Linked DNA regions of Homo sapiens: regions 2, 3, 4, 5, 6 and 7 are each linked to region 1. A link is a loop called in an ENCODE intact Hi-C map of the cell type or tissue named here. Cell type or tissue: PC-9. All regions are shown on one strand.

Evidence for each region. A loop is a pair of places that touch in the nucleus more often than their neighbours do. Peaks named below come from ENCODE experiments on the same cell type or tissue, not always from the same donor. Only the 100,000 strongest peaks of a DNase experiment are listed, where the experiment ranks them.
Region 2: a loop joins it to region 1, with 8 times the contacts of the local background. A loop is called at or near these places in 19 of 110 quality-filtered maps.
Region 3: it touches region 1 in a loop (8-fold over the local background); 89 of 110 quality-filtered maps call a loop at or near these places.
Region 4: a loop joins it to region 1, with 8 times the contacts of the local background. A loop is called at or near these places in 43 of 110 quality-filtered maps.
Region 5: it touches region 1 in a loop (13-fold over the local background); 11 of 110 quality-filtered maps call a loop at or near these places.
Region 6: a loop joins it to region 1, with 9 times the contacts of the local background. A loop is called at or near these places in 8 of 110 quality-filtered maps.
Region 7: a loop joins it to region 1, with 9 times the contacts of the local background. A loop is called at or near these places in 24 of 110 quality-filtered maps.

What each region holds. Positions count from the first base shown.
Region 1 is chr2:150,485,483-150,489,482 of GRCh38, forward strand. It overlaps RND3 (Rho family GTPase 3), which reads right to left and starts at 2,185. Exons shown (of 6, transcript NM_005168.5): 1 at 2,067-2,185; 2 at 1,786-1,973; 3 at 1,212-1,299. The coding sequence starts at 1,935. In PC-9, CTCF peaks have their summits at 2,372 and 2,574; DNase peaks (open chromatin) are centred at 819 and 2,269; H3K4me3 peaks cover 2,236 bases; H3K27ac peaks cover 2,253 bases.
Region 2 is chr2:151,236,878-151,240,877 of GRCh38, forward strand. No RefSeq gene overlaps it. Among named protein-coding and RNA genes, the nearest start is that of RBM43, 23 kb to the right of the region's middle. In PC-9, a CTCF peak has its summit at 2,151 (motif pointing left); DNase peaks (open chromatin) are centred at 944 and 2,134.
Region 3 is chr2:149,595,960-149,599,959 of GRCh38, forward strand. The region is part of intron 1 of MMADHC-DT (MMADHC divergent transcript); the gene reads left to right. Among named protein-coding and RNA genes, the nearest start is that of MMADHC, 10 kb to the left of the region's middle. In PC-9, a CTCF peak has its summit at 1,763 (motif pointing right); a DNase peak (open chromatin) is centred at 1,832.
Region 4 is chr2:149,797,109-149,801,108 of GRCh38, forward strand. All of the region lies in intron 2 of MMADHC-DT (MMADHC divergent transcript), which reads left to right. All of the region lies in intron 3 of LINC01931 (long intergenic non-protein coding RNA 1931), which reads right to left. Among named protein-coding and RNA genes, the nearest start is that of LINC01931, 60 kb to the right of the region's middle. In PC-9, a CTCF peak has its summit at 2,417; no DNase peak of the experiment used is centred here.
Region 5 is chr2:151,050,275-151,054,274 of GRCh38, forward strand. It overlaps LOC105373686 (a long non-coding RNA gene), which reads right to left and starts at 307. Exons shown (of 4, transcript XR_002959484.1): 1 at 234-307. In PC-9, a CTCF peak has its summit at 1,526 (motif pointing left); no DNase peak of the experiment used is centred here.
Region 6 is chr2:150,909,797-150,913,796 of GRCh38, forward strand. No RefSeq gene overlaps it. Among named protein-coding and RNA genes, the nearest start is that of LINC02612, 280 kb to the left of the region's middle. In PC-9, no CTCF peak of the experiment used is centred here; a DNase peak (open chromatin) is centred at 2,345; H3K27ac peaks cover 1,001 bases.
Region 7 is chr2:150,609,331-150,613,330 of GRCh38, forward strand. No RefSeq gene overlaps it. Among named protein-coding and RNA genes, the nearest start is that of LINC02612, 18 kb to the right of the region's middle. In PC-9, CTCF peaks have their summits at 1,550 (motif pointing left) and 1,749; no DNase peak of the experiment used is centred here.

The sequences.
Region 1 (4,000 bases):
TTGTTGGCACTTGCGCGTTCCTCCTCGCCAGTTTCACCCGGATTTGGCTCGGTCCGCCAGCAACCCAGCTCCTTGCTAAATTCCCAGCCCTAAGCGCAGGGGCCTTTACCCAGCCTTCCCAGTGGGTCCTGCTTTTCCATAGCCGACACCCTTCTTGGAAACAAACTCGCTAGACACCGCTGGTTAGGGCGGCGGGTGCCTATGTCCCAGCCCAAGACCTCAGATGGTGCCCCCCTGCCACTCCCCGGCCTTTGACCTGGCCTAAACCCCTAACTCAGCCGGGGGGCCGGATGCCTTCCCACCGGGAGGGTACCTAGCCCTCCCTACCACCGCGCGCCAGGTAGGTGGGTGGGCGCATGGGAAAGCAATAACCCGGCCTTGAACCTCAGACCCATGAATATAACCCACCGCGGCGCCAATAATTCAAGTAGACTGGAAGGTCAAAGGCGAATAGTGTTGCCCGCGGCCTTGGAGGCAAGCCGAGTGGGGGATGCAATAGAGGTCAGGAGGGGCTGGTGTGGTGAAGGGGAAACGGACGTGATCACTGGGATGGAGTGGGGGAAAAAGGGAAAAGCTCGGTACAGGTGGGCACCGAGGCACCGCGGGCGGCCGGCAGCGCGAAGAGGAGGTTCAGCTGCTGCCCGGCCCCTGCGCCACCAGCGCATTCCTGGGTGTAGGCGTCACGGGCGCCGCGGCTGCCTGCGCTCAGTTTCTTTCCCTCAACAGCGGCAATTGCACGTAACCGCGTCGCCTCTGGGATTTTCTCCCGCCTCCCATCACCCCCGCGGCGCTCCCCGCCTCCCCGCCAACCAGCAGGTTAGATCTAGGAGGGGCGCCCGCCTTGAGCCGGGTGGTTCCGCCGAGGCGCACGCAGCGCCCATGCAACACCCCACAGTATCGGGCCACCTCGGCCGACCCAAGGCGACTTGACCACGACTCCGCGGGCGGACTGCGCCTGGCCACTAGTGGCTCCAACCGCGGGGTCACCCTGCGGGCACACAGCGCTCTCCTCTCCCCACTGCTATCTCCTCGTCCACGCTGTCGTCTGCCGCCCCCACCCAGAAGGGATACAATTTTCGCCCAACAGGGACCGTGGGAATCCCTTGGGAGGGGCGCAGACGGCTTGTAGCGCGCGGTTTCCCGAGACCCGCCGCGCATCCCCCAGCGACTGGAAACCCGCCCCAAGCGCCACGCGGTCCTCCCACTCTTACCCGAAGTGTCCCACAGGCTCAACTCTATTCTTTGTGTGTCGATTTCAAAACTGGCCGTGTAATTCTCAAACACTGTAGGAACGTAATTCTGGATAGACAAAATGGGCAAAAGAGGAAGGAAAGAGGGCAAAGAGGTTACGTTTAAACGCACGACACCCATTGAACACCCTTCCCCTCCCCGCTCCCCAGTTAAGAAAGAAAACCTTCACACATCAGACCACACACTAAGCACATGGACCCTTTCCGAAACCCCTGTCCTACTCCCCACTCACCCCACCCGGCTCTCACAGATCTGCTGACCCGAATCTCCCAACCCCAGGTTATGCACACAGGAACGAACAAGTTTCAGGAGCTAACCAGCCCATGTGCAGGCGCGTCCCAACCCTAAAAGCTTCCAGCGCACTTTCCCTTTCCCCGCAGTCTAATCAGGGGAAAGTAGTAAGGACCGAGAAAGACTTTTTTTTTTCTTTTTTTTTTTTTTTAAGGGAAAACGGATGAAAGCGGGGAGGCCCACCTCGGGACTGGGATCCCACTGGCCGACCCCCTCGTGGAAGCCGCGGCCGGCCACACTCACCTCGGGGAAGCAGTCCTTGGCGAAGACATGGAGCAGCGCAGTTTTTCCACACTGACTGTCTCCCACCACAACTATCTTGCATTTCACGTTCTGATTAGGATCCATGATAGATTTGCTGGATAATTTCTGGCTGGCTCTTCTCTCCTTCATTGATGTTGCCTTATTTTCTCTTGGAACAGGAATTTTCTCTTAAGAAGAAAAAAAAAAATATATATATATATATATATTTCTCTCTTTATAAAAAGCAGATATAAAAATAAATCACAAGGCTGATGGGCAACCTCTGAAACGCGGCGCAGACGAGGAGGAGAGCGAGAGGAGCAGGCTGGTTACTCCCCTCCAACAAGTTTTAAGCCTGACTCCTCACCGCGCCTCCCAAGTCCAATTCCGAGCCGACTGCTTTGTTTCACGCTCTCTGCGCGGCTTTATACGCCCGGCCTTCCAATCCTCTTCTTTCTCAATGAGAGGAGGAAACTGATCTGCCTCCTCCCCTTTTATGGAGCCTGGGAGCGAGCGCTGTTGGCGTTGCATGCCGAAAATGTAAGCAGTGCGCCCTCTAGGGTGCCCATTCGGGATCTATTTTAGACCAAGGCTCTTAGACAACATGAAGATCCCAAAGATGCTTTGCTGACAAGTCCACAGGGCAAGGTGGGAAACTGGTATCTGTGCATACTGATTTGAACTACAATCCCTTTAAATATAGTTTAATAGGGGCTTATCTGTAGAAGCCTCATGAGCATTTATGAAAACAAAAACATTTCCCACCCAAGTTAAAGGACAGTGATAAAACATAGGAAGCAAATCTTGGGTGGAGAATAGTTGAGTGGTTCTATTTTTTTTTTTAATGGTTTGTATCAGGTACATAGGCCATGGACCAATAGATCAGCCTCTTTATTCCAGATGCAAGAACAGGCTTGCCTGGGTCACGGTAGTAGACTGGCTTCTGAAACCTGTCAGTTTCAGTCGTACAAGTGGAGGCAGAAAGGTTTCGAGGGGTGGGTACAGGAGGTGGGAGGGGAGAAGAAAGAGAAGTGGAAGATGCCCATGACTGAGTGACAAAGGCCATTGGAAACTCAACCCTACTGCGCTAGGGACCCAAACACTTGTCAGCTTAGTTGCACCTCCCCACATTTGCAGTGAGGGGACTGGTGGGGGGGCAGATTTTGATACTATTAATTCTTTATCTATAGCCTCCATCTTCCCGGAATCAAAGCACCCTAGACTGGACTCAGAAGGCACAAACATCTTTAGCTGAAAAATGCAGATACAACCCTCCACCCTCTCTTCTGTCCTCCTCCACATCCATCTCCCTAGCCCTCCAACTCTTCCCCGCAAGCAAAAATCTTAGAAAGGACCAGAATAGCCCGCACATTTGTTCTTTTTCTATGAGAAGTCTTTCTTTTTCTCATCTTCAGCTCCTGCACCCTAAATGCTCAGGAGGTTTCAATTGTTACAATGTAGTAGCACACTGGCCAAAACCAGCTTATATGGTCCCCTGTGGAGACTCCTAGGCTTGTAAATGAGAAGATAAGGTGAAAACAAACAAATCAGAAAGTTTAACATGGGAAGTGAAAAGGCACAATGAAGAGTTGTCAAAAGCACTGATGTAAGTAGTGGACTGGTAGGGCCCCTGAAGCCTAGGGGATCCAGGAATGATGTCCTATTTGGGGCTGAGAAAATTGGAGCCCCCTCAAAGATCATTGACTCAGACTCCATCGGTGGGTCTGTGTTTACACAAGGGGAGGGTTGACCCACAGAGAAGCGGGTTGCTGGCCCTGCTAGGGTTCCTAGAGCAGCCTTTGCCAATGTTTGTTCTTCTGAGCTTTAGTTCCCTCCTGACACAAAGGGTGCCATGGCCCAATTAGTGAGGGCGACACTGTACCCACATCACTCACTGAAGATTCGCCAAGCACACTAATGTTACAAACATTTAAAAATCCCAGAGAAAAGCAGACTATTTAACATAGTTTAACCTAGCATTTCCCAAAACTACTTAACACAGGAAACATTAATCAAATTATTCACGTTTGTTTACTTGTTTAAAGAGCAATGGGCATAGTAGTTGGGGCAGGAGATCACAAAGAGGTGTATTTGGGTCCCCAACTTCACATTTTCTGTATGACTTTGGATGGATTATTTAGCCTCTCTGAGCCTCAATTTCATCATCTGTAAAATAGGAGTCATAATGGTAATTATGAGGAAATGCAAGTGACGT
Region 2 (4,000 bases), 750 kb after region 1:
TAGTCCCAGCTACTCGGGAGGCTGAGGCAGGAGAATGGTGTGAACCCGGGAGGTAGAGCTTGCAGTGAGCCGCGATCGCGCCACTGAACTCCAGCCTGGGCGACAGAGCAAGACTCTGACTCAAAAAAAAAAAAAAAAAAAAAAAAATGAGATTTAGAAACTTTAATTTGTGCCTGATCCGTACTAAAAAGACAGAGGCAGGATTAGAACACTGGTCTCTAAGCCCAGAACCTACATTCACAACTACTATTTACTACTGCTTCACTAGTTTATTTATGTGGTGAGAAGCAAATGTTAAGTTTTGAATTAAAATTATTCAATAGCACAGTATTTTATTATGTTAATTGAAGAAAATTTTTCTTCATGATTTCTGTGAACCTGTGACCTTTCTCTGCATCCAGAGCTCTGAAGGACTTTGGGTATGTTTATGCTATAAGCAATCATTATAGATTATGAGCTAAGTCTACCCACCAGACCAGACGAAGACAACACAGGCTTCAGGAAGAGATATTAGACATTGCAGGAAGAGATATTCAGGAAGAGATATTAGATATTAGAACGTGGCCTGTGTACATCCCTAGTCTCTGAGGACTGAACACTGAAGCCCCTAGATTTGTTAAGGGTTTGAAAGCAGAAAATGCCTTTGTTCCCAAATAGAACCTGTGGAAGTGGCAAATGTCCTAGAGAAGTGTTCCAGGACCTTCCATGACAAACATAGTGTTGGAGCAATACAGCGGAAATGGCCACAAGGGCAGAGCTGAGAAAGCCAGAGTGAAAGCCTCTGAATGTTTCCCCATCCCTAGGGAGGTTTGACAGAGCTAGGGAGAGGCAGATCTGGGGAGGTTTTACGGATGGTCGTCAGACAATGTGGCTGTTATTTGCAAGGACAAACCTACCCAAGAGAAGGTGAAGGTTGTCTGACTAGATATCTGACTCAGGAGGTGACAACCAAGGACCAGCCCCTGACTCACCAGCACCACCTCTCACTCACTTTCACTTAGCAATTCTGCTGGCAGATGAGGTGGGAAAAATCCAGAATTGACCAAGATGATCTTGAATTAATTTTTTGACTCAGTGCAATGTGAGGTTACTCTGAATTAATTGATATTTGGTTTCTGACATCTAGTAAAATAAAACTTCAAACTAGAAATTAAATTCAATTATGGGGAAAGGTGATATTTTCTTGCAAATTTAGTTTGCAACCTAAGAAATACACATTAGCCATAAATGGTGGTAAACTACATCATAAATATATATTGTAAGAATATAGTGTCTCTACTTTTTCATTTTCACTTTTAAAGGTAAATTTAAAACATTCACAAAGGGAGAATAAATAGCATAATGAACTCCAGCTCCAACAATTACCAGATGTTGTCAATCTTGTTTCTTCTATTATCTTCCCACCTCTCTCCACACACGCACACATACTTTCAATTCCCATATTTATATTTAATAGAAAAGGGATTTTAGAAGATATCATTATTTATTTTTTATTTTTTTTTTTTTTGTGGAGATGGAGTCTTGCCATGTTACCCAGGCTGGTCTCAGACTCCTGGGCTCAGGCAGTCCTCCCACTGTGGCCTCCCAAAGTGCTGGGATTACAGGCATGAGCCACAATGCCCAGCCCCAAGATATCATTATGACACCGAAAAAGATTAAGAGTAATCCCATAATATGATATAAGATTGTCTTCCTGTTCAAATTTCCCTAGTTGTCTCACCAGCATCTTCTTATCACTCTTTGCTTGAATCATAATCCAAACACGGTCCACCAATTGTATTTGGAAGTCTCTTAGGTCCCTTTATTGTGTAACACTTTACCCTCTAAGATCTGTGATTCTTAAATCTCTAATGCACGTGGAATCATGTCTGTGAACTGAGCTAAAAAAAAATGTGAACTGAGCTCCACAAAAAAATAAAAATAACAAGTAAAAAATACATAATGATATCTTGGTAATGCTAAAATCCCTTTTCTATTAAAGATACATATGGGAATTTTTGCCTGAAATTATATGTCTAAGGCTGGGCACAAAATTCACAAGTCTGCAAGCTGATTTATAAGTACCACGCTAACTCATTGCGCCACTGAAGCCAGCACAGCTGATTTAAATGTGGGCTACAAGCAGTGTTTCCCCACCAGAGGAAAGAATTCCTCAGACAGGGATCTGGCTCCCTCTAGTGCTTTTTCAGATTATAACAGCCTCTGATTCTCAAACCAATTTAGAAATAGAAAAATAATCCCATTGTAAATAGTTCCATGATATATGCCCTTTTAGCTGCGTATTTCTTATGTCATACCACTCAACAATAAGGAAGGAATTATTTCATTATCTTTGATAATGAAAGATAACGATTACTGAATATCAAGTCCAGAGTCAGAAGCTACATGTTTATTCCTCAGTCTGTGGAAGAAGATGTCACAGTCCACCATTCAAAGTAACATCATCATATAGGAGTGCAAAGGCTTCTTTAAAACAACAACAGCAACAACATCAAAGTAACATCATCATCTCTACCAGAAGTCTTGCTGCTGTTTCCAAGGTACTCCTACTGTTTTAATAGCTCCTTTATTTCAAACTGCCACTTTTTCATTTTACTCATCCCTGCATTTGGGTTAGAATTGGGAGTAGACAGAGGTTCCTCTAAAAGCAATAAATTCTTACCGTTGTTTCTGATATGGCATCGAATGGATAAAAATAGAACAGAAGAGAGGGACAGGCACGATGGCTCACGCCTGTAATCCCAGCGCTTTGGGAGGCCGAGCTGGGCGGATCACTTGAGCCCAGGAGTTCCAGACCAGCCTGCCCAACATGGCAAAACCCTGTTCTACAAAAAAATAGAAAAATGAGCCTCTAGTTCCAGCTACTCGGGAGGCTGAGGTAGGAGAATCGCTTGAGCCCGGGAGGGCGAGGCTGCACCGAGATTGCACCACTGCAACCGAGATTGCACCACTGCACTCCACCCTGGATGACAGAGTGAGACCGTGTCTCAAAAAAAAAAAAAGTAAAAAAGATGAGAGGCAAAATGAAAGAAAAACATACACACAGTTTGTAATAATCCTTAGGACCAGGCCTTGGCACCAGGTAGCAAGAAAAGGGAAGCATAGAAAGTGTTACAAATAATTGACATCTGCTAAATTAATGTACTTTAAAATAATAATTGATTGTACAAAGTATTATAAATGGTATTTTAAAAAAGAAAGCAAGGGCAAGAAAACATACACCCAATCTAGGAAGGCTTGTTTACCATGAATAACCTCTTCATCTCTGAGTATATAGAAATGCATAGTTTTATAGACACTTTTGTGTATTTATGTTTTAAAACTATAGCTACTCTGCCACAAGCCATTTTTAAAAGGTGCATTCCTGAAAGAAGAAATAAAGCTGAATTGAAGAGTGGGGCCAGGTGTAAATTAGTTTCATCTAATGAACACACCCTAAGTCCCTTATATAGGAATTCTCAGGATAGCAATAACATAGCTCTTCAACACTGGTCTCTTGCACGTGTAAGAAATTTTTTCAGCTGTGTCAAAAGAATGCCAAATTTAGGAAAACATTGCCACCTTTGAATTCTTCACCAAAAGCTAAGGTTCAGCAACAAAATCCAATACAGTTCTGATTGATTGTGAATTCAATGCAGCCCAGCTCAAACCTGATTTGACTGTGGATAGTGTTGATTTACTCCTCAGTCTCCAGTGAATCCCGAGGTTTTCTTCTAGGAATGACATAAATAGGACCCATAGATAACTGTTTATAGTATTTACATCATTCTCTATCAGGATGACCTTGGCTACAACTGGACAGCTCAGATCTCAGGAAATGTACCAGTGTCAGATTGTTTTATTTTTGCAATTATATGTTGGGGAGATGAGAGCAAGACAGTAAATATTCCCACTACAAATCATTCTGAGGCTGGAATGAGAAATTTCCTCCATATCTGGGCCAAAAAAAAAAAAGACCACAGGAGTAGAGCTAGAAGACTGCCTGAGATGGGCAAGGGTG
Region 3 (4,000 bases), 890 kb before region 1:
GTGCAGTATTCAAAGGAACTTTTTCTGTATTTGTAGACACTGCACCATACTGGGAGACTTGGATTCGAATTCTGTCTTTTCCTTATAGCCTCGTGCAGATTACAATGACAATTCCTTAACATCTCTGAGTCTTTTAGTGTGCATAAAAATACCCACATAAGGGTTGTCAAGAGGAGGATCCAGATAATATAATAAATATGAAATGCTCTACCAATTATGAAGCATTAAATAAATGCAAGGTAGTACTTGAATGCTTATGGCATTGGGCTTTCACTTTTATATTTGATCTTTGGAACCCCACTATAGCACCCATTTCCATAAAAATGACTCAGGTTTCACTAGGAGCCTAGTTACTTTTCCTAGTTAGGTATTTTTTTTTTCCCCACCCCAAATAGCGTTGCCTGATAAAATACTGGACAGCCAGGTAAGTTTGATATAAAGTTTGATTTCATGTAAACAATGATTTCTTTTTAATTCTTCAGCTAAGACAGCGGAAGAGATGATTTATTGTATGGTTGTTACACTCGGCCACAAGTAAACACATAAATAGTCCAGAATGTCACAGGTCTAGGGCAAAGGACCAAAATGGGCAGTTTTGGTTATGAGCAACATGGGTCTTAGAGGTGATTGGCGATCAGAGGGCGATGAAGTTCTAGATCATGAGATAAGCTCTGGACAGTAGCATGCAGTCCTACAACTTGTACCAGCATCTCCAGCGTCTAGCATTCCATGTTTCTGCTCCTGTGGCCTCCATGGTACAAGAAGCTAGTGGTTTACTTGGACATCTGACTCATCTTTCTTCTTTTGCGCTTCAACCTGTGCATTCGCTTCTTCCTCCACTTGGCTCTTATGGCACAGAGGTTTTCAAGAAAATGGTGCTAAGGCCGAGATGACAATGAATAATTTTTTAGTATGACTATGTCCCATGTATTGCACAGCAAACTGGAAAATCTAACTCCAAGACCAAATGCTATCTACATTCATGCATCTTCTACTCACCAATCTCATCTAATTGCTTACATCTTCTATTTTGCCTGTATGGAAAAAGTCTGACTCAAAGACAGTAATGTAGATCTAAAAATGGTCTTGAGAGAAATTATTGCTATCTGAAAGCTCACGTCTTCAAAAATTTTTACACTTCCTGTCTAGAAACGGCTCTGGCTTATCTCTAAAGAGTGCTTAGAATAAAATAGAGTCACTTAAGTACTTACTCCTTGGGATTATTTTTGATTTTTTTTTGTGCTGTTATTCTGTTGACTTTTGATTATTCATTAACATCTCTTTCTCTGTCTCACTGTGTGGTTGTGGGAGTAGAAGGAGGGAAGAGGTGACTCTCCAAAATGAAATAATTCGAAAGCCACTTACATGTTGCTATTATGAACAATTCTGAGGCATTTCTGGTACAGCTTTCTCTTTCCAATTATATTTGGTATAGCAAATAATGCTATTAAAATATATAGACTTTATATAAAGAAAGACCACATCCTGATACTGAAGGAGAGGAAGAAGAAGGAAAGGTGGGAGTTCGCTGTGTGCTCAGCAGAAAGCAGGGTCGTCCTGGGGAACACTTTGCAGTTTCAAAGTACTTGAGGAGGGTAGGCCACAAAATGGGAGTTTAACTGTACTAAAGTAAATTCTTAATGACACTTTCACGTGGATGCCCTGAAGCAGAGGGAGGAATCACACCAGGAAACCTGATGCGGGAGAGAGCCATGTCCCACAGTTTGACCGAAAAAAATGTTGCCTTTGGGCTCACCTAACTCTGGACACTAGGTGTCAGTATACAGCAATGTAACGATTTTAGGATGCGGGGTTGATGTGCTGAATTAGTGGGGGAAGAGTTGTGAGATGATGTTTCGTTTCCTGCTGTTAACACAGGTCCTCGATTTATGGTAGAGGTTCTTTCAGCTGTGATCTTATGAATCATCAATAGAGACAGGAACTGTGTCAGAGTCACCTCTAGGGGTTTCCTTCATATTTTCTTTTTCTTTTCTCACTGGCTAGGACTGATTACTTCTTCACATCTCTGCAAAGTACTTAATTAGTCTCATCAGGCAGCCAAACTTGATACCTTCGTCCAATTTTAGATACAGAGATGATGAAGGTGTTTCATTGGCAGTTGGGGCCATTAGAGGGACCCCGCAGGGCAGAGCGACGTTGCACTGAGGCGATCTGAGCTGAGCACAGGGGTAAGGATATATTCCTGGACTGTGTGCTGCTGTCACCGAGAACATTTGCAAATCTGCTGACACATTACAGTGGGAATATCCCCTGGACGCATGGAAGGCCCAGTGCCCTGTCATTTGAGCAGTGCAGGCACGTCACCAGCCCATGGGGATGTCAGTATTCATGCTGCTCTTTGATATAAAGTTCGCATTTTCTATATGGTTTGATGATGTTTAGTGGGATCAGTGATGCCTGTTTGTTAATTGCTTACAGAAGATTTGGGCTTAAAAATAAAATCTTGGATCAGGTAACATTCTCTGTTTTAAATTTTATTGATATTTCTGAATTCCAAGGAAATTACTTACATATCAGATGGTCTTTGAAACCTTATTTTTTTCTATTATTTTTAGTATTCTCTGCACTCTGTCTTATATTTCTGCCCTTTCTCCTGCATAAGTAAAACAGAAAGATTTAGTTAGCGTTTGAGGATGAAAATTATCAAGCCTATATTCTCAACAACAATCTGGGATTTGAGTTAATTTTAATGTCCAATTTGTGTCCCTCTTGCCCCCTTTACATGTGTGACTTTATTTTCAGCTATCTTTTAATATTATTCACTCTTAGTCACACCAACTATGCTTATCCCTACCTAAGTCCTTCTCATCTTGTTATCACCAGCTGGTAAATTCTTCCTGCTTCCTTTACTTATATAAATGTGGCTGCTTTTTCAATATCAGCTCCAAGCCATCTCCTCCATGAAGCTATCTGGGTAATTCACAGAAATCTGCTTTCCTGAATCATAGAGCATTGCTCAGTGTAGCTCATGATTATAACCTAGTCTTAGTTGCTTTTTAATTAGTTTGCACACGTGTACATATACACACACATGCACACACACACACACATGACCAACTAGATTACAAGCTTTTCAAAAGTGGGGGCTGTACCCCAGTGACATCTAGTAATATGCTGAGTATCATATATACATTTTCAATAGATAGCCATTTTTTGTTTATCTCTTTGATTGCGGAGGCTAAAACATAATAGGTATTTAATAAATGTTGAGAGATCTGAGGAATTGATTTAAATTACTCTGCTGAAGTACTAGATCTTTGATAATATTAGATTGTGACATTTGGTGTGACAATTCTGGTAGTCATTAGCATATACCTTTGCAAGAGCTAGCTCAAGTCTTATACCTTCCATGACAACTTCTCTAGGCTAATACAGTCCTCATTGTTCCTCCTGGTCCTGAATTTCTCCTTCTCCTGTTTCTGAACTCCTAAAGCATCGTACATCTACATTGGGCAAGTGCCTTAGGACTACATCTGTAGAATGGGTTTAATAATAGTGCCCATCTATTTGGAACTATGATAATTAAATGACAATATGTATAAATTACTTAGAACATTTCTGGCATATTATAAGTAATCAATAGGTGTTTTAGTCATGGTTCTCCAGAGAGGCAGAACTGATAAGATATATGAATTAGCTCAGTTGATTATGGAGGCTGAGAAGTCCCATGATAGACGTCTGCAAGCTAGAGAACCAGGGCAACTGGTAGCATGGCTCACTGCAAAGTGTGAAGGCTTCAGAACCAAGGAAGCCAATAGCATAACTCTCAGTCCAAGGCCAAAAACCTGGGAGCCTGGGGGTTGCTGGTGTGTTTCCCAGAGTCCAAAAGCTGAGAAGGGGAGTTGTAACATTCAAGAGCAGCGGGAAGAAGTTATCCTAGCTTTAGAAGACAGAGCAAGATTTTGCCCTTTCTCCACCCTTTTATTCCATCTGGGCCCCCAGCCAATTGAAAGGTATCTGCCCACATTGAGGGTGGATC
Region 4 (4,000 bases), 690 kb before region 1:
TGGTCTAGTGCCCATTTAGAAGAATGTTTAGTTGAGGTGGGGATCATGCTCTAACGTTTAAGAGACTGTGAAGACATGTTCAGAAATCCTTTCTGACATTACCTGACATAACAAATGTTCACTTATGGCAGATGCATAATTGACTATAAAATGAGTGAGTGCCATTTTGCTACTTGCATGAGTTATGGCAGATCTCCTTAGCAGAACTTGACAGATGTAAGTGAAATCTCAGCTTCCTTTTCTACCCAATTAAAATTCCATGAGCTTTAAAATTTCATAAATAACCCATACTATATTTTTTACATGAATAGGTAGTAAAATTAAAATGGAATTAGAATAGTCTGAAACCCTTGCAAAATAGTAAAAGCTACCCCCAAATATCATTTATAACTTTAAAAATCTCTTGCCAAAAAGTATAGCTGCATGACTCACATTAATAGGTAGTTTTGTATTTCTTATACTTAAAGCTTTCGTGTTATTTATTTATTTATTTATTTATTTTTGAGACAGAGTCTTGCTCTGTCGCCCAGGCTGGAGTGCAATGGCATGATCTCTGCTCACTGGAATCTCTACCTCCCAGGCTCAAGCAATTCTCATGCCTCAGCCTTCCGAGTAGCTGGGATTACAGGCATGCACCACCACATGCATGGCTATTTTTTTTTTTTTTGTATTTTTAGTGGAGACAGGGTTTTGCCATGTTGGCCAGGCTGGTCTCGAACTCCTGGCCTCAAGTGATACACGTGCCTTGGCCTTCCAAAATACTGGGATTACAGATGTGAGCCACTGCACCCAGCCTATCTTCTTTATTGAAAGAAAACTGTACTGTCATTTTAAAATCATTAGACAATTGATTTTTTTTTTTTTTACTCAGAATCTTGTAGAAAAATGGGATCGTAGATAGGATAGGCAAGATAGTCAAGAAAGTTACAACCTTTTATATCTACACATGTCTCAAAGGGCCTAAAGGTTCTCATTAGCCTTTAAATTTACCAGGCAGTCACAAAATTTGTTTGATATAGATTGAACACTGGTTCTTAATAAACGCCATAAAAGAATCTTATGGTTTAGTGTACTCTTTTGACGTCTCTCTCAGAACCTGGGGATTCCTTTGAAGGCTGCTGTTGTTGCTTCTGCTAATACCTCACATGAAATCCTTTGGACAACTGGAGCCATCTAATTCAAAGGAGGCTGAGGGCTATGCCAGAGTTGTTTCTTGACTGGTAAATACCTACTGCCTTGCCTCCAGGAGGGAGATAGCAGCCTGGTACAATTACAGAAACAGGCTGAGGCTAGGTGCACCAGAAATCAATTTCCTGCTTAGCTTCTCTTTTACATCTTACTTCTTTAACTCCCACTGGTCCCCCCAAGAGCATTTTCTTAAAAACAAACAAACAAAAACCAGCCTAAGAATCCTAGCCTCAGGACCTGCTATTAGGGAAGTAGACCTGAGACATGTCACAATTCAATCAACAGGAATTATCTCCCTTGCTTGTGTTTCAAGAGTGTGCTTGTATTGAATTTTGGAATACATTGATGAGTATATATTAATTTAGCTTGCTGGGTGTGTTACTTAACTCTATAGTTCTCTTTTCTTTGCCATCTTCTTCCAGTGGTGGAGGAATACTAGAGTTATCTATTGTAAACATTATAATAAATTTTATTGAACAGTTGATTATTGAAATAAATGACTTATATTATTGATATTTGAGAAAAGTTACTAAAAGTATGATGCATTGGAAGGTCACAATTAATGGTAATCACCTTTTCCCTTCTTGTATGCTTTGGAAATAATTTTATAATCAAGTTTATGTCTTTTTGCTCCAGATTTTATTGTCTCCCACCCATCTCTCCTCTCGGCAGCATCTCACTGTGTTTTATGATTGTCGGTTGTACCAGACTGCAAATACAACAGATATGAAACGGAAACCTATGTTTTTCCCATCTGATATGGACACTGTTAATTCATAAGAAAGCTGTTTTGCCATTATTAGAAAAAAAAAAAAAAAGAAAGCAAACAGCTGGTTTGATGGAAAAGCTGCCCTAATCCCTAGAGAATGGGAAGTTCAGACGTGATATAAACTGACAGAGGGTGAAAAAATAATCTTCAGGCTGATAATTTAGTGCAGCTATCATGGGCAGGACTGGATGGCATTTGCCACAGCAGAGAAAACAGGGTATCCTGTGGTTGTACAGCATACTTAGAAAAGGTGACACTGGGAGATAATAATCAGCTTACCAATGTTTACAGTAATGAAAGAGTGATAAGGAATGGAGAACTGAGATTTTGGAATAAGTTCACATGTAAAGGAGGTTTGCCTGCTTAGAATCTTCCTACAATTATTGTTCTGTCTCAGTTGATATTTTCCTAAACACCAGTAGAGGCCTCCAGACACTTCATTAAGTAAACAAACATACCAAGATGCTAACACCATCCACACACGGGGGAGAGCTGACATCCATCGTGTCCACTGACTCTGTAGAGCGCAAATGAAATCTTTGATGATGATTTCAGTGAGAATCAGCTATAATTAAGGGAGGTGCTAACCTTTGTGGTAAAACCTGCCCAAATATCCGTTAAAAAAATACTTGGTCCAGAATGGAAATAAGTCATGGTAAATATGATTGTTATCTTAGATCACATTTAACCCAATATCATAATATGAGAATTTTTGTTAGGCTTTCTAAAAAGCCTATTTTAGATCACATTTAACCCCATATCATAATATGAGCATTTTTGTGAACAATTTATTGTATTGTTAATAACAAGTTCTCTCAAGCTAACTAATGTGTTCAGCATTGGAATCAAAAGACCAGAAGTGGAGAAGAATCAAAATGAGGTAATGCCAAGACCCCCAGCCTGAGTTATTTAGCAAGTACAACTTTTCTTCAACACATTTTGAACTGAGTATAATCCTAGCAAAAAAGTTTGCTAAATAGTGACTAGCCATGACAACTTTATAGAAAATATAACTAATGTAACTCATAAACAGCCTACTCGTAGTAGTCTAAGGCACCTATTTTATTTGTGTATAAATGCATTTATACGTGTGTTTGCAAATAAGCACCTAGCTCTACATGATGACTGTTGATAAACTAACTACATGTTTTAATGAATAACCACAATGAGAATCATCCAAGTGCTACAACATCCCAGGGTGTCCGCAAATACAGGACAGAGGCTGCCTCCAAGGTAAATCTCCCTCAGATTCTGGGTGTCATTGATAAAATTCTCAAAGCATCAGCCCCTTCATAACTGCTTTAAGAAACTCCAGCAGCTTCTTTATATATTTCCCACTTCTCTGGCTATACCTTTCGCTGACAGTATAAATACATTCATTTTGCTGTCACATTAATTGATTTTAGCTAATTAGGAGCATTTTTTGGCCCTAATTTGATAAGGAAGTGTGAATGCATTTTTTCCCCCACAGCAGGCTTGTTATTTGCTGGAGTATTAGGAGAGTGTTAATTAGGCACAGTTCTTCTGTCACCTTGATGATTTTTAAGCAGCATTTACCCTATAGACTAAACTGATCAGAGAGGAAGCTGGGTTTCAGCCATCGGTGATAAATGTTGAATTAGGTTAGTTACCTGTGGAATAGAAATCTGAAAGAGGGGACTATGTGTATGACAAAGAAATACCATATTTTTTCTTTCTATTCACAAATGTTCCTCATGGCTGACCTCCGCACCCCCACCTGCATTTCAGACCCTCTCAAGAGGCTGCAGGAATCCTCCTCTGTCTTCAGTCATTGAACATTCCCTCAACCCTCCAGCATCCAGTTGGGTGTTCATCCTGACCCTTCTTAATTTTAAAGCAAAAGGCACAGGTTTTGAAAATTCACTGGCCCTAAAGTGTTTGCAGAAGGTCTTTTGAACAGTTTGGACCCTGGGATTTCTTTGTTCAATCACTTCTGCTGCAGGCAAAGCTGGGCCGACTGTCTGCTGTCTGCTTGCAGCAGGGAAGCAAAGGGAAACAAACAACAGAGCAGTTTGAAATTCC
Region 5 (4,000 bases), 560 kb after region 1:
AAATTCAGGAACAAAGCAAGGCTAAGAGACCATTAGAGGAAACAGTCACAATAGTGTTCTCATATTTTGTAATAGCTCCTGTGCCCAACTATATAAGATCTGTCTACAGACTTATTCTCCTTGAAAGCAAAATGTAATATCTATGTTTCTATAAAATAGGAGACCAGTTTTCAGCTTGTATCTGAAAGTTTAAAAAGTTCTACCAAAATGAGCAAAGTTTAATTCCCTCTTACCCTGCCACCAAGGGACCAAATAAGAGAGGCAGCCAACCAGGTAAACAGCGTACTCTGACTAAAGACGCAGAAAGCTACAAAGCTGTAGGAAAGAAAAAGAAGTCACGTCCAGGGCAACTTAACCAGCAACAGAGATTTCACAGAAGCCCTTACTCATAAGCAGAGACTCTTGACTTCAGAACACATCTGCATTTTAAACACAGAAGAGAAAAACATTAATACATTGTGGGAGACAAGAATATGCCACCCCAAAATATGAAGGATTGTTAAGTTGAATTAAGAACAAGCAGATGCAGTACAGCTCTCTGCCCTACCTCTATTTGCCAAAAAGCAGGAAGCAGATTTACAAAGATAAAAGGTATCCTGACCCCCTTCTCTACCAGGGAGAGAAAAAAATTAACCACTGAAGACAGCTTTGGACACATGTCAGCCTGGAGATGGGATGACAGGAATCTACATTAACAAGCTTTACTAACTCACCTTTATCTGCCTGCCCACCATTGGCTGCTGCTGGAGATTCAAAGTCCTGTCTTTTGTCTTGTCATTTCTCTAAAATGTCACTGTTCTTTGTTGATGATACATATAATCTGGAATTCAAAGCCACTTCTTTAAGACTATTCATCTCCTGGGTGTTTCCCATGTATTTATAAAATATATATGTTAATAAATTTTTGTTTGTTTTTCTCTTATTAATCTGCCTATTGCTACAGGGCTCCATTTCAACAAAGAACTTATGAAAGTTGAAGAAAATTTTTTTTTCCTAGAACCTCAGAGTAGGATCCATAGAACCTAAAAACTTAAGAAAATTAGACTGGTTTAGAACAGAAATTATTCCCTTAACTATACCTGATTACATATGTTTACCAACTTCTACTAATGGGGCATCAGAAATTAATATCACACTTCCAATTTTTATCGACATTTATGTAGTATAATAACATAATTTTCATTCCATAAAATGGCTTAATTCTCAGTCAATCCCTTGTATAATTTTCATAAAGTCATGAAGTTTTAAAACCCTCTAGATATTAAATACCCAAGCTGAGAAGGTTAAGCAAGTGATATGTTTTAGAACTTCTGTACTCACAAAGATTATTTGTATCTCCCAAGAACTTGGTACCTCTCATTTGCAATGCTGAAATTAGTTTATGAGTCATTGGTGCTAGCTTAGTTCACATAAATCTATACAAGAATGAAGATCATAGATTGCAAATTATTGTCTACTTCCCCTCAATGTACAAATCCAACTGAAACATTATCTACCCATCAGATGCAAAAAGAGACAGATGCCACCTAGTGTCTGATAGCCTCAAGTGCATCCCAATTCTACTCGAGTCTAGTTCCATTTTGGGATTATCCAGATATAGCTACGTCAAAAGTTACTGTAATATGTTGTATGCAAAGAACACTCAACACATTCTGGTGCTAGTTTTTCTATTAACTATATGTATCATGTTGGGCAAGACCCCCATGTGTCTTGAATTAGTTGCTTTCCATGACCTCTTAGAAGTAATAGACTCTGATTTCAGTTCTGACTAATGCAAAGCCACCTGTGGAAATCTAATCTTTTTACATTGAAATCTTGATGTAGAGCAGAACCAAATTCCAGAAAAGCAAACAACATTTTCCAGGGCTAACCTGTGATGTACATTGACTTCACTCTGTAAAGGAGATGTACATTGACTTCACTCTGTAAAGGAGCATGTTTTCTGTATAAACGCAGTACAAACATGAACTTGAGACACAAGTGCACATTACATCACTCCAAGCAATGATTTATCATCAGGTATAGCAAGGAAAAAACGAAATAAAGTCAAGGTGACCAAAACTCTTGGTTTTCAAAAGACCTCTAACAATTCACTATATAAAGTATGATAGCTGCTCAGACTTTGTCTTATAGTTTAAAATACTTAAGAAAAATGTTCTTCAGTTTTATGTATTAACAGGTTCTGTAAAATTTCTTTTTAACTAGATCACATAACAAAATCTTTCCCAAAAGAAAAATGAATGGAAAATACAGCAAAATATGGCAACTGCTAAATCTTGTTTCTTACCCCTTTAATTCTTTGTATCATGTTCTATTCTCAAATGAGTTTAGTAATCTAGAAGGTAGTCAGGCCTGTGTCCAGTGGTTTATAAAGACAGATGACAGTGTCATACACAGGAAATCTGTCCATGTTCTAAGAGATCTGCAATTGATCTGGCCTGCTTGGTGAAGGTATTTCTAATCTACTACTTAGTCTATAAAATTCAGGTGAATAGTATATGGGACTCTGACCTTCAGAAGTACGAACACAGATTCATTCCATGTGTACTAACTCTATAAAATGTGACAAATCATTTCCATTAACAATGTGGAAAGTCTGTCCACAAACCCATAGAGGACACTTGGTGTTTTGTGCATCTTTTTTCCCTTACAGTGCTTTTCAGTCTGGAAGTCATTCCTACTAACTTGAAAAATCTCAAGACAAGTCCTTCAGCCTGACCACAAGCCAAGCTTATCTTGATGTAGGTTGAGCTTCTCTGCCTGCCAGTTTCATCCCACATGTCAATTACAAAAAGCTGCTTATTATGTTTTTTCCATCCTTATCTGTCTAATGTGGAGGACAATCTCTTCAGGCAACCAAAGCAGATTCTGTCATCTCTGAAGGCTTAAGAGCTGCTAAGCAGTTACCTCTCCTTGTCTCCTGGCTCTGAATTTTCCTGGTGTCAATCATCAGCTCTTCTCCAAGAGCATGCTTCAGATCCAGCTCTTCCATGTCATTCCACCCTTAATCCCATCTAGGATCAATTATGTCTCTAAAAATGAGAGATGAAAACATCTCTTTGAACTGGTTTAGATACCAAATGGACTTGATGGCAGAGGGGCCATTGTTCCTGATAGGGCACCTTTCTTCAATTTTCTGTGACTCTCCCTGAAGGCCAGTGTCTGTGAACTCCAACAGACTTGTGAGTTCTTTGTTGAGTGCCAACTGTACACTGTACTCTATACAATAAATCTCTGTGTTTCCTAAAAGCCAATTATTAGATCACTCTTCAGTGATCTAAAGCTGAGTAATCTTTAGTTTTTCCTTCAAGTTAAATAGCCCAAGTATTTTACATTCGTTTTCCCCTGCCTGTTCTATTTTCCTCTAGTTCCCTTTAGGTCTTCTTATATCTTGTCAATGAACAGTGCACGTCCTGCAAACAAATACACTGGGGCACAAACTGAAAATAAGATTAATTTGTCACTTCCAAATATTTTGTTTCTGCATAGCAACAGCATCATCCTTACTTCATGAGCCACAGCAGAAATGTGCCAACACCTGGTAAGTTTTTTATTTCTTTCATGTGGTGCTTAGTCATTGCCCTTTCTATCTTTGTATTTGGGCTTTTGGTCCCACTACATATTGGAAATGTCACTCTTATTTTCTTGGCTTCCTTGACAATATATACAAGGAGTGGGTGGCCTCTTACCTGACCTGGGATATTATAAAGGACATAGGGTGGCATCGGTAACCCTTTCAGATGTTCTCATTTATGATTACATGACTTGAATAATCTATAAGATGATTTTGTTGGAAAGACTTAGGGGGTGATACTGTAATTCTTACATGTAGAGCACTTTGAAGGGCTTTCACGTATATAACCCATTTCATTCTCACAGCCTTACTTTGATGTAGGCTGAGCAAGGCAACATATTATTGTCCACTTTTTACAAATGCAAAAACTGAGGCTTAGAGCAATCGATGACGTGCCTATTGTCACATTACTAGTAGAAATGCCAG
Region 6 (4,000 bases), 420 kb after region 1:
TGCCCATCTCTACCACTAGTCTCAAAGATGAAAGAGGTGCTGGCTTACAGTTCCTTGTACTGTCACAGTCTTTCTATCAGAGTTTTGCACATGGTAGGGAAATAGTAAGTGATGGCTTATTGTGGCAATTATTAAGGGTTACTGGCACTTGAGAGATGAGTTTTAACATTAAGGCTTAGCTTAAATTAGTAACATGCACATGGATTCCCCCAAATGAGCTCATGATGTTTATTTATTATATATCAAATGAATTGTTTCTATAAAACGATGTTTCTTTTCCTCCTTAGAATTGGCCATCAGGTTTCCTGTGTTTTTCCAAATTCGGCAATATTAGCTTTAACAACAATTATCATTTAGGAAACCATCTGCCAATATATGTTTTTATATACCTTTCCTCCATTGAGTCCAGTGAGCTTTGCCAAACTGTTTCCAAAAGTAGTCTGTTACTTTAATTCACTTTTAACCAGTATGATTATCATAACTTTAATTCCTTCTTCTTACAATTGCTCTACTAACATAAATAAAATTATATTCATTGTTCTCAAAATTCTTATTTATAAAATATGGTACAATCACTTTTCCTCCCCAAAGACTAGGATTTAACACCATTTTTCTGTTATTTTTCTTTAAAATGTGGTTCATGTTGTCACATTTATAAAATTGATTTATACAAAATTTAGTCAATTTTTACTAATTTCATCTGAACTATTCTCTATATATCTATTTATTTGTTTACATTTATTGAAACAAAACATAATCACATCTACCTAAAAATTTTATTTTTATTGTTGTTTCAAATTTCTTGATTGGTTGGTTTAATTGTCAAGTAAATGAACCAAGTATTTTGGCACATGGTATCTGTGTATGAAGACTCACAATGATAGTGTTTTAAAGCATAGGATGAAAATAAGTTAAGATTCCCTAAAGATTAGAATGGTTGATTGCTATAGAAAATTATTTGCTCATTTTGAGCTAAGGAATGAAAGAAAGGCTGTAAAGGAGGTGCTCACTCAGCCTTAACATCACTGAGCCCAACTGAACCATCATCACACCTGTGATTAGAAACCTTCATCATCAATCACCAATTATAGCAGATAAGAATATAGAAGTTAATGATGCCAGTCGTGACAATTGCTGAACACATTTAAATGAGGTGCAGCATCTGATTGAATTGCCAGATAACTTTAAGGATTTCAGTAAATTCCTCTTCTAGTATAAAAATAAAAGTGGAAGGAAAGCACCCCAAAACTATCATGACAGACATATTTGCAAATCAATACTTAAAATAGAGATTTATTGTAGAGAAAAAAGGAGTAAAGCTTTTTGGTTTTGTTTTTGCTTAACATACAAAAAAAAAAAAGTAAACCAAAGCTATAGAGGCAAATGAAAATAATGTGACTAAATTATGCAACTTGAAAAATGAAGCAAAGGACAGATACCCAGAAAATTTGCATGGAATACCAATTTCACTGTCCGAATGAAAAATTAGACTAGAATAACAATGAAAACAAATCCTAGTAGGTAAAACCACAGTGGATTTGTTTGTGTCAGGTCACATCTGCCGAGCCCAGAAAGCCTGCTGAGGACACTGGTTAATAGTAAACACCTTTTTGGAGCTGCCTGTCACAAGGACCACATCAGGGAATTCCCCTTAATAAAATCAGTAACTTTATTTAAAAAAAAAAAAAAACTAAAAACTAAAGTCATCAACTTATATTTAAATTTCAAAAAGAGAACTAGCTTTTTAAAAAAATTACAAACAAATGTATAAATCTAGATTTTGTATGCTATACTGGATCTGCTTAAGGTGCCACATGCCTGTATTTAGAATATGTCCCACAAATAAAAATAATATTCTATGAATGCAATAAAAAACAGAGATATTGGCTAGCTGTTTTGCTTAATCTGTAAAGTGAGATATGAAAAGCTGATATAAAAAGAATAACCATAGCATTAACAATACTGATGTCATGGCAGCTGGCATACCTACAATGTTTTAGGCCCTAAACTACATTTTCTACCGTCACTGTCACGTGGCGAGCCACATATTGTGCAATATGCTTTAGCAGGCATGTTGCTAGTAAACTGAAGAAGCACTTGCTTGATGGGAAAAAGAAAGGATGAAAGAAACGACCAGAGCAAACTTGAGGTCAAACACAAAATCAAAGTTTATGATTTGGCTCTCAGTTTTATTTCAATAACTGAGAAGGAACGAAAAAGAAGCAGTAAAGCAAAACAAAGTAGAATGCACTCATTTGGAGCCAGGAAAATGTTTTTGAAGGAATCTTTGGGGTGGAAGTGCTTAGTCACAATACTGGTTGCATAAGGAGTGCTACGCAAGAAAAATAACTCGATCTTGGGGGAAGAGCTCTCCCGTGTGGTGTGTCCCTCCTGTCACTGTGAGGACCACAGTCATGGTTGTGAAACCAGCCGGCAACTCAGGCTGCCCTGGTGCCACAGAGCTCCAAGTCCAAGAAGTAAGACCAGCAGCGTGTTAATCTTATTAATCCCAAAACTGGCTTTATTTCTGCACTGGAGAGGAAGGATAGGGGGTTTCTATTACTGACTAGGAATCTGAAACCCAACTTTGTGGTTCCCAAAAACCCAGTTCAGAAAACCTTATTTAAACATTTATTTAACTCACCTGCTTAACTCAGTCCCCATCCCCTCCCCTACCAGGAATCAAGTAACTCAGAATCGATGGATGCATTTTATGTCTTCCTCAATCATACAAGCCACAAATGGTTACCTAAGGGCTAATTTTGCACCGGCCCTTCCTATAACTCCCTAGTAGTGGAACATCGGCCCTGTACACGCAGGACAGGGGTCAGGAGAGCCAACAGTTGGAGGTTTAGACTTTGAGTACTAAAAAGCTCATTTTCAAACATTTCATCTGATTTCTCTTTCCTGATAGAAGTTTTCTGGGGGGATTTTTTTCCTCAGCTGTTATCTATTTCTAACAAAAACTTTAGAAAAATTTTCCTGTATAGATATTTCACCATGGGAAACATTTATTATAATAAGAATTTAAGTGTATATTTAGGAGTCCTTATGCAAGTGAGCAGCAACTAGTTTATTCAATTAATTGAACAGCTGAGAACTACAAATGGTTTTTTATGTTATACCAGTTAGAGTTTATTTTACTTATAAAAAACAAATGTGCAACTTAAACTATCTTTTACCGTAATGGCCTTTATTCATTCCCTTGTGTAATTGAAACATTCAGCATGTTCTGGGTTCCCTGCAAGAGTGGATTCAGCAACCCAGCAATGCCGCAGAGGCTCCTGGTCCCTCCATTTCTAGGCTTTGTCTTGCAAGGCAGCAGCCTCATCCTCTGTCTTGCTCTTGATCCAGGGTGGCTGCTGTCATTCTTCGTCAAGACGTCGAGACCTGTAGGGGCTCACTTTTCTTCCCGCAAACATAGAACCGAAGTCTTGTACTTCATGCAAGTGATCCAGTTCAGGTCAGATAACTACTCTAAACCAATCACTGTGGCCAAGGGGAAAGGACTTTGCTAGGTACCTTACCCTAGTCCAGGTCAGAACTGAATGATGCGCAGTGGTAGTCATTTCCAGGGGCAGCACTTGGTGATATTGACAGGTCTTGGCAAAATCTGATCATGAATCTGTTCTATTTGGTATTTGAAAAAAGGACTGACTTATCTTTTAGAAGTAGACTGAGTTGGCTTCAGATTCTTTAAATTGATCAGGATAAAGGCAGAAACAGGTGAAGGGAGAGATGTTGCTTCCCGAGGGAGACCCTGGACTTCCTATTAACAGGGTATGTGAGATGTCAAGTAATAATAAGAAAAAAACAGCTAAAATGGAAGATATGTAGCCCTAATGGTAATCTGGTTTTCTGCAGTAGGTCATAGAAGTTCCAACAGGCTACTGCTTGGACATGTAAGTTTTGTGAAATAGACAAGATTTATCCATTAAGTAATTGTCCTTATTGGTTGGTACACACCCTCTTCTGTCCCTGAAACTGGTGGAACCAAACT
Region 7 (4,000 bases), 120 kb after region 1:
ACTGTTTTGTGGCCAGGTGCAGTGGCTCACACCTGTAATCCCAGCACTTTGGGAGGCCAAGGAGGGTGGATCACCTGAGGTCAGGAGTTCAAGACCAGGCTGCCCAACATGGCAAAATCCTGTCTCTACTTAAAATACAAAAAATTAGCTGGGTGTGGTGCCATGCACCTGTAATCCCAGCTACTCAGGAGGCTAAGGCAGGAAAATCGCTTGAACCCGGGAGGTGGAGGATGCAGTAAGCCAAGATCGTGCCACTGCACTCCAGCCTGGCGACAGAGCGAAACTCCGTTTTAAACAAGAAAAATCAAAAACAAAACAAACACAAAAAACAAAACAAAAACTGTTATTTAGCAATTATTAGTCTGTAGGTTTTCTCAGCATATTTGTCTTTTTACCATCCTACCCTAAATCTTTAGAAACCACATCATATCACAAGAGTACGAGATTTTGCATTTGTCTTGTATAAATGTTTTCAAACTGGTTTTAGCCTTTGAGTTATTTTGGTTTCAAAACAAGAATTGTGGTTTTCTCTCCTTTGGAAATATCCCTCGCAATCTTACTGTTCCTTTTGACTTTGCTGGATTCCATGGTTGCTAACTTACTGCATGCTTAGGGTGCAGAATACAAATCATTCCCTTAATGACTCCAGATTTCACGTGGAGAACTCAGACACATGTTTCCCATTTTTCTCCCTTTTATGCTGCATATTTGTGCTGAATCATTTTATTGCTAATGGGGGAGATGCCAGAATATTTACAGGATCATGGTCATGGGAGTGTGCTGTTATTTGTATATGTCTGGATAATACCAACATAATCAATCAAAACGGAAACATTTGGTCAAACAAGCATTTTCAAAATCATTAGTGTAATGCTAATAGCTTTGAGTATTTAACCAAACTTACAGTTATTTGGACATGATTCAGAAACAAACTTAGCAGAGTACCTTGTAAACACTTCTATTTCCAAAAATGAAGAAATTTTGTTGGAATTTTGTGTAGATGCAGCATTGCTCAGGAAAATAGGACTCCATCACCAGCACCACCACTGATATTCTGAAGGAGACATAAGCAAGTTGCTTAACCATGCCATGCCTCAGCTTCCTCCTTTGCAAAATGAATGTTACTAAATCTTATTTATTTTGGGGGACCTTTGGGAATATAATGAAAACTGTGAACCCTCATGGATAAATACAACATGAAATTTGCAGGCGACTTCTAGAAGTTTACAGATGTTCTAAAATCAATTCACACACCTCGTAGGGGGTTGTTAAGAACTCTTACAACTGATGACCTTTGAAGTTTTGTTAGTTGAACATTTTATGATTCTGTGAATTTTCTGCTGTAACCTCAACCATTCCTTTACCATGAACTCCTACAATGCATATCATGTAGAAGTCGTAGATGTGCTAAAACATGCTTTGTTGCCGATATAGTAATGCTTCTACATTCTGTGGCTTCTTTTCACGAGGAAAGATTCTCACAGAATTAAGAAACATGAAGAATCAGGATCTATTCCAGTCTCACAACCATCCAGGCGTGACTGACAAGCACCACCTTCTGGAGGAAACAGGTAGTAAATGTCAAAGTTGATGATCCTTGACGCAGCTATGCTTTTCTCAGGTACCCAGGGCCCAACCTCTGCCTGACTTCAGCATCAGTCTTACCCCACATTTCTCCAGCAATCTCTTTTTCCTTACTCTAACCAATGATGAAGCTACCTTTTGCCTGGGGAGCCTACAGGATGGTTTGAGTCTAAAAATTAATTCTATCAGTTGAAAGAATTCTACCTTTCATTAGAAATCTCATAGTAACAAAATTCAGATCATTTGGAAATACTAGGCTAGAGATCATATTAGAGGCCATATGTCAAGGGACTTTCATATGACTTGTCATTAAAATGTGGTGAAGTAGTTTAAAGTACTTAGTGGAAATACAGAAGGTACTACGAAAATAACAAATGATCTTGGATGTAACAATGATGAATTAATTAAAATAATGCTCCACTCTAGTCCTATGCATAATAAAGCATCAAAAGAGTGATTGATTCAAAAGATTTATTTTAAACATGCAAAATAGTTTTGGATAAATAGTTATTCTTGTTTTTTCATATGCATGGTAACTTTTTATACATACTTTGGATTAATTGTAAGATACAAATTTATTAAATAACAGAATTGCCAGAAATTGTTTGTGGATATCCTCATTATGACTCAAAACACTTAATTTTCTGTTACAATTTTTATAGAAGGCTTTTTTGGCTCAAAAATTTTTCTCTGGTTCACTGGGATCAGATCAATGTTTAGATGAAACCATTTGCCCCATGGGAATTCCTAGGAGTGGCAAGTTCTATAAGGGTTTTCTCCACTGTCAGATTGAAAGACCCCATCCCATTTATATCTTTTTTTTAAATCTAAGAGGCAGGAATGACTATGTTTCCTGAGAAATGATCCTTTTCTTTAAAATAAAACAAATTATTTAAATCCCATTCACAAAGTATCTTAGAAAACTTTTGAGAATTGAGTCAGATAATGAAATGTTCCTTGAGGCCAATCATATCCCAGAACAACATTGGTTTTCTAGGGAGATAAATTGAGTACAATGAAGTTTACCGTGAAGGAATTGCAAAAATGGAAGCTTAGAAATATAGACTCTAGACATATTGATATAGTTTTCCTGGAATTTAATGAAAAAGTAGGCATTGATTGTTTACTCCTAGGCAAAATTTCTCTGACCTACCTAAAAATCCTCAGTCTGTGAGTGTTTTGGTCTTCCCAAGAGGCTATTTCATCATTTTGTGGAGTTATATTTATTTTTTGAACTTACTTTCCAGATGGACATATGTATGGTTTCATTAAAGCCAAATGTGGTTTATGAAATACGAGAATAATAGCTAATCATGCCAGTGAGAGCACCTGAGTGAGGCAGACTAAGGGCATTTTCAGGAAAATCAATAATAAAGTTAAAGTGGCTACCATTTGGGGGGTACCTAGTATTTTCCAAGCACTTTTTATATAGGGATGTATCTTAACTGCAATCTTGCATAATAAATATAGTTCCTATTTTATAAATGGAGAGATGAGGCCCTGAGAGCTCTTATATGGTAGAACCAGGATTTGGATCCAAGTTTGTCTGGTCTGGAGTCCATGTACTTTCTATTCTGCACTACTGCTTCTGAAGGTAAGTGTTCAAACTTGACAAACTTGGGGGCTTGCTAAATTGCACACGTTCTCTATAACTGATAACTGGAAAATGAATAATTATGAAAATTCCGCATAGTCCATCCATGCACAAAATTTTGTCTTTAAATAATATGCCTTGTTGGTAGATACTTTTTAATTGGTACTATTCATCAAGCACCTCAGATGTTTGTTTGTTCAGCTGCAAAATCATCAACACAAACATACACAGAGGTTGAGCCTACCTTCCTTTAGGAGCACATTTGGGACAACATGTTTGAAAAGCATGGCAATATCAAGAAGAGAATTATTAGGGCAGCTATGCTGCCAGGGTCTTATGCATAGACAATGAAAAGAACAAGGCAGAGACTGATAAATCAATCCAAGACAAAGCATTGGTGCAAGACAATGAAAGCGATGATACAGATACTTCAAACTATTTTCAAAGAAAGGGGAAAAAGCCTCCCATGTATTGGGGAAGTAAACCCAGCAGAAAGAAATCTCTCCCACCCTCCTGCCCTCATGCTGTTGGGAGGTGTTGATAATGACCTCGAGGAAAATCTTGGAGGTTGTACTGTTTTAAAATAGGCACTTGGCCAAAGAGAAGGAAGTCTGCAGCATGCCAACATCCAGTCTAGTACAGGGTGCTCCTGATAAGGAACAGATGTAAACACAGACAACTGTTCAAATTTGCCAGGAGAACTGATCATCCTTTAGCCAGTAATCAAAGTCTAGAAAGTAACCAGAAATGCTTTCCTATAAACAAAGAGAATTGGAAAAGGAACGGGAAACTAACATCCAGGTTTTGAAATTGCCGAAAAAG